Linked DNA regions of Homo sapiens: region 2 is linked to region 1. A link is an interaction called in ENCODE POLR2A ChIA-PET data of the cell type or tissue named here. Cell type or tissue: A673. All regions are shown on one strand. Each heading gives the region's core, and the rest is flanking DNA. Links, peaks and the distances in the headings are about the cores only.

Evidence for each region. Peaks named below come from ENCODE experiments on the same cell type or tissue, not always from the same donor. Only the 100,000 strongest peaks of a DNase experiment are listed, where the experiment ranks them.
Region 2: POLR2A ChIA-PET joins it to region 1 with 7 read pairs; 15 of 35 experiments call an interaction of 5 or more read pairs at or near these places.

Annotation. Positions count from the first base shown.
Region 1 is chr11:123,089,678-123,092,590 of GRCh38, forward strand. All of the region lies in intron 2 of CLMP (CXADR like cell adhesion molecule), which reads right to left. Among named protein-coding and RNA genes, the nearest start is that of HSPA8, 29 kb to the left of the region's middle. In A673, for the core only: no CTCF peak of the experiment used is centred there; no DNase peak of the experiment used is centred there; H3K27ac peaks cover 943 bases.
Region 2 is chr11:123,265,252-123,268,164 of GRCh38, forward strand. No RefSeq gene overlaps it. Among named protein-coding and RNA genes, the nearest start is that of LINC02727, 48 kb to the right of the region's middle. In A673, for the core only: no CTCF peak of the experiment used is centred there; a DNase peak (open chromatin) is centred at 1,440.

The DNA.
Region 1 (2,913 bases), core at 265-2,764:
GAGGCAGGAGAATGGCATGAACCCAGGAGGCGGAGCTTGCAGTGAGCCAAGATCGCACCACTGCACTCCAGCCTGGGCGACAGAGCGAGTCTCCATCTCAAAAAAAAAAAAAAAAAGAAAAAGAAAAAGAAACAAAACAAGGCTGGGCGCGGTGGCTCACACCTGTAATCTCAGCATTTTGGGAGACCAAGGCGGGCAGATCACCCGAGGTCGGGAGTTCGAGACCAGCTTGACCAACATGGAGAAACCCATCTTTATTGAAAATACAAAATTAGCTGGGCGTGGTGGTGCATGCCTGTAATCCCAGCTACTCGGGAGGCTTAGGCAGGAGAACCTGGGAGGCGGAGGTTGCAGTGATCCAAGATCACGCCATTGCACTCCAGCCTGGGCAACAAGAGTGAAACTCTGTCTCAAAGAAAAAAAAAAAAATTTCTTATCATTTAGGATCCACTAACTGGTTGTGATACAGATTTTGAAAAAACGCTAGGCTGGGCATGGTGGCTTACACCTCTAATCTCAGCACTTTGGGAGGCCAAGGTGGGTGGATCACGAGGTCAGGAGATTGAGACCAGCCTGGCCAACATTGCGAAACCCCCATCTCCACTAAAATACAAAAAAAAAAAAAAAATAGCTGGGCGTGGTGGCATGCACCTGTACTCCCAGGTACTCAGGAGGTGGAGGTTGCGGTGAGCCGAGATTGTGTCACTGCACTCCAACCTGGCAACAGAGCGAGACTCTGTCTCAAAAAAAAAAAGAAAAAACACTGTGCCAGGCCGCAGTGATTGGGATTGCTGGCTGGGAAGTCAAATGATCTCCAAACGGAAGCCTCTCCACTGACAGCTGTGTGCCTGTCTCTGATCACTTATTCTTTCTAAGCCTTAAGATCCTGAACTATAAAAGGGGGCTGCGTTACTTCATAGGGTTTTTGTGGGAATGAGATAGTAAGCACTCAAGTGTTAGCATTATCATTTTTATTAGCCTGGTTCTGGGTTCAAGAAGGCCCCTAAGGTTTTAAAAATTGTTCAGCCCAATACGCAAAGAATACTAATCATTCTGTTCCCAGAAAGAGCTGGGTCCGGTTGCATTTTCTCATGGCCCAATAACGAGAAGCAGACAAACTGGGAAAGAAGGGAATTTATCACTGTAACTGGATACAGGGAGAAGGTTGAAGATAATTCCACCAGACCAACTCAAAAGTGTACAATTTTCTTAGTGCTTATATAGGTTGTGGTTATGTGCCTATGTGCAGTATAGCATTTGCCTAAGTCTATAAGTAACTATTTTGTTTCAACTAGAAGGTCAGAGGCCAAAAAATGCTTGCTAAGTCTGATTAAACTGCGAGGGTCCCAGTATCTTCAAGGCCTATCTACTGTGGTACTGGAGTGATTCTTTTCCTTCTTTCTTTCTCTCTCTCTCTCTTTCTTTGTTTCCTTTCTTTCTTTTTTGAGACAGAGTTTCATTCTGTCACCCAGGCTGGAGTGCAGTGCCACAATCTTGGCTCACTGCAACCTTTGCCTCCTGCGTTCAAGCGATTCTCCTGCCTCAGCCTCCCGTGTAGCTGGGACCACAGGCGCATGCCACCACGTCCAGCTAATTTTTGTAGTTTTAGTAGAGATGGGGTTTCACCAGTTTGGCCAAGCTGGTCTCAAACCCCTGACCTTAAGCGACCTGCCCACCTCAGTCTCCCAAAGTGCTGGGATTACAGGCATGAGCCACCGTGCCCATCCGGAGTGATTATTCCTATCTTATCTCATGTACAGCTTGGTCTGAAGAGCTGCTTAGACTTTCCAATAAATCTATTCAAACAACTGCCTCTGTTACCTTGACTGTCTCAGATTTCGACAACCCAAGACAGGTCCTGGCACTAGGAATGTGAGACTGTCTCCGTTATTTTGACTTGCTCCAGGATAGGGAGAAGCCTATGCACGTCTCCTACTGACCATATGTTTATATTTCTAGCTTTGATGTCTGGGCACCGATTTCCCTAGGTTTAATTATTTGCTCAGTGTTAAGGCAGTGCTGTGGAAATTTGTCTGTGTAACTGGAGTGCTGTGCAGGCCTGTCTGTGTGACTGTCATGCAGGCCCATCTGTGTGATTGTTAGGGAGAAACAGCCTGCTACAATTCCACACGTTTGTGTAGCAAAGCTCACCTGGCTGAAAATCTGTTTCCCATCACCTGTGCACACTGATGAAGGCTTGGCTTCTGAAGGTTACACCTATGCCAGCGCAGTCTGGACCATGCCTCATTTTTGACTCCTGCCCTCACATCTCTGAATCTCGTTGTCCCCAAACCTGATGTTTCTTGATTCTGAATAGTGTCTTCTGATAGATCTCGGCTTTGATTACACAGTTTTTTCTTTCTGAAATGCCTTTTCCTCTTCTATTTTTGCCTCAACAACACCTATATAAGGCCTCAAGATCAAGCTCAAGGACCACTTTCTGTATATAGCCTTTCTCGACTCCCCAGTTAGAATGGTGACTCCCTGCTTCAACCTGTGGTGTTTGGGGCATACTGCTACCATAGTGCACAGTACGTTCAGGTAGGTCTGACTCCATCTGCTTTTCCTCGCTTTCCCTAAAATCTTGTCTCCACACACACACACACACACACAAAGACACACACTTTTTTTTCTTTTTGAGACGGAGCCTAGCTCTGTCGCCCAGGTTGGAGTGCAGTGGCACAATCTTGGCCCACTGCAACCTCCACCTCCCGGGTTCAAGCGATTCTTCTGCCTCAGCCTCTCGAGTAGCTGGGACTACAGGCACACACCACCACGCCCGGCTAATTTTTGTATTTTTAGTAGAGACTGGGTGTCACCATATTGGCCAGGTTGGTCTTGAACTCTTGACCTTGTGATCCACCCGCCTTGGCCTCCCAAAGTGCTGGGATTACAGGCGTGAGCCACTGTGCC
Region 2 (2,913 bases), core at 147-2,646, 180 kb after region 1:
GCTGCACAGAGGGCTGGACACACAGCATCAGTAGGGGTGGAGTTCTGGGATGTTGAACCTGCAGGGGTAGAAAGGGACCAGCTCCTGAAGAGGCTGGGATAACATGCTACAGAGACAGTGGGAAGGACATGCTACAGAGCTGGGGAGGACTGTGACCCAGCCTGCAGTGTAGACAGCTCGCTCTAGCAACTGAGTGGAGGCTGGATCTGGAAAGGGTGCTGGCAAAGTTCAAGGCAGAGAAGCTACTGAGAGGCTGTGTCCTTGGTGGCTTTAAAGATGTACGAGAGACTTGCCTGGGCTCTCCCAGCCAAAGGGATCCACAGCAGATGAGTGGAGGGAAAGGCTGTACCTGAGATTCTGCGTGGTAGGCCCTCCCAGCAGAGATACCGTGTCTGACCGTAAAGACCACGTTTCAAGGAGTATTGAGGCTTCCAGGAAACTACGATGGAGAAAAGTGCTGGCAGGCGAGGCAGGGAAGCAGAGATGCACATTTGGGAGCGCAGTAGGTGCCAGTTTGGGTGCCATTCCTGAGGCTCCCAATAACCGGTACAGACTTTGGGGCTGAGAAATGACATGACCAGAGGCTGCGATTTAGGAAGGTTCACCTGGGAGCTGTGTGTAGGGTGATTCAGAGCAAGAAGGGTGTCGTGTTGTAAAATTTGTGTGCAGGCTGTGATTACAGGGATCAGATTCAGCACAGTAACACTGGAAATGGGGAGGATGGGTAAGCTTTGGAAGGGAGATGGCGGAAGCTGTGATAACTGATTTGGGAACTGGGGTGAGGGTAGGAGGCAAGATGTTCCCAAGCCTTTTGTTAATGTAAGAGGGAATAGAAATTGGGAAGGCAGGAGAAGGAGCAAGGTTAGTGCCAGCTGTTAGTATCTGAATAATGGCCTTTTTCAATTTGCATCCTCGTTGCTGGCATCCTGTAACAAAGCCAAACACAGCACTTGTGACATCAGATGAGCATATTGAAGCCATAGGGAAGAAAACCACAAAGAAATAAGGAGTAGAGGCTCTGCGGACAATTTGATTTCTGGTGGTAATTTTCATTGCAACAACAGTAATAATAACAACCCATTTATTTTATATTTCTGTTTGAAAGTGCTCCATTAGGCTAATTTTAGTGAGTATACAGTGAAATTTATCTACTAATTTACTTCTGGTAGTGCTGTAAATGAGTCCAACACTCTTGAAAGCAATATGATAGTATGTGGCAAATCCTACTCCTAGGAATTTATCCTAAGGAAATATATATTTTTAAAGCCAAAACTGAGAGCCCAAAGAAGTTCATTACAGTATTATCTATGCTAACAAAAATAGTGAAGATATAAAACTGCAACAGAAGGAAATGGTTTGCTAAATGATACCATGATGAGTCAATGAAATACTATGAGCCTATTAAAATGCAAATTACAAATATATTGACTGGGGAGAAACACAGAAACAAATTTGATGTGATAAACAGGCGCGGGGTAGTGGAGCACAGAATGCTTTGTACACTTTAATATAACTGTCAAAACCCACATGCATGTGGATGAAGACTGAAAAGGAATTTGAAGAAATTAAAGTAGTTATTGTAGTGCACAACATGGGCTCAGGAGTCAGGATTCTGGGCTCCAATCCTGTGGTTTACTAGCCTGTGACCTTGGGCGATGTCTTCAGCTTCTCTTGGCTTCGGCTACTTATCTACAAAATGGGGTTAAAAAAATGAGTGCAATTTTTTTTTTTTTTTTTTGAGACAGAGTCTCACTCTGTCACCCAGGCTGGAGTGCAGTGGCTCAATCTCAGCTCCTGCAACCTCTGCCTCCCAGGTTCAAGTGATTTTCCTGCGTCAGCCTCCCAAGCAGCTGGGAATACAGGTGCCCGCCACCATGCTCGGCTAATTTTCGTATTTTTAGTAGGGACGGGGCTTCACCATGTTGACCAGGCTGGTCTTGAACTCCTGACCTCAGGTGATCCACCCACCTTGGCCTCCCAAAGTGCTGGGATTACATGTGTGAGCCACTGCACCCAGCCATTAGTGCAATTTTTAAACTTCAAGGAGTTGTGAGCATCCAAGTAAGATAATACCTATAAAACTCTTGTCTATTGAAAATGTTCAATAAATGACACATATTATGGGTAATTTCTGTTTGAAATATGTTATAGATAGATTACCTTGTTGCTTTAAAAAATGCATACGTGAAGACCGGGCACAGACGCTCACACCTGTAATCCCAGCACTTTGGGAGGCTGAGGTAAGTGGATGGTTTGAACCTAGGAGTTCAAGACCAGCCTTGGCAATATAGCAAAACCCTGTCTCCACTAAAAATACAAAAATTAGCTGGGTGTGGTGGTGTGTGCCTATAGTCCCAGCTACTTGGGAGGCTGAGGCGGGAGGATTGCTTGAGCCCAGGAGGTTGAGACTGCAGTGAGCCCTGAGTACACCACTGAACTCTAGCCTGGGCAACAGAGTGAGACTCTGTCTCAAAAAAAAAAAAAAAAAAAAAAAAAAGGACAAGTAATGTATAATTATCTTTAATGGAGTTAAGTAGATCCAACAGGAAGTTTACAAAACATTAAGAAAGTGTTAGGTGCTGGGTTCTGTGTTTTGTCTTTGTGGTTTTGTTTCTGTTTTGTCCTTGTATTTTAACCCAACTTGGCATGTGGACCACTCAGAAAGTGAAATAAATGTAATGCTAAAATTTTTTTTTTTTACTTCATGCCTTCCTCAGCCAGGACTTTGAGCTTCTTTCCCACCCTCCTATTTGAAGCAGAGATTTTAATAATATAACTTCATCTACTTTCCTTTCCAAACGGTAGGTGCATCAGGGATCAGCAGACAGCTGCCAGGCGAACAGGGGAGTGCACGGGCCAGGCAGGGGTTGCCCGTAAGCCCGCCACGGGAGGACTGGATTTCTGGGCAGACAA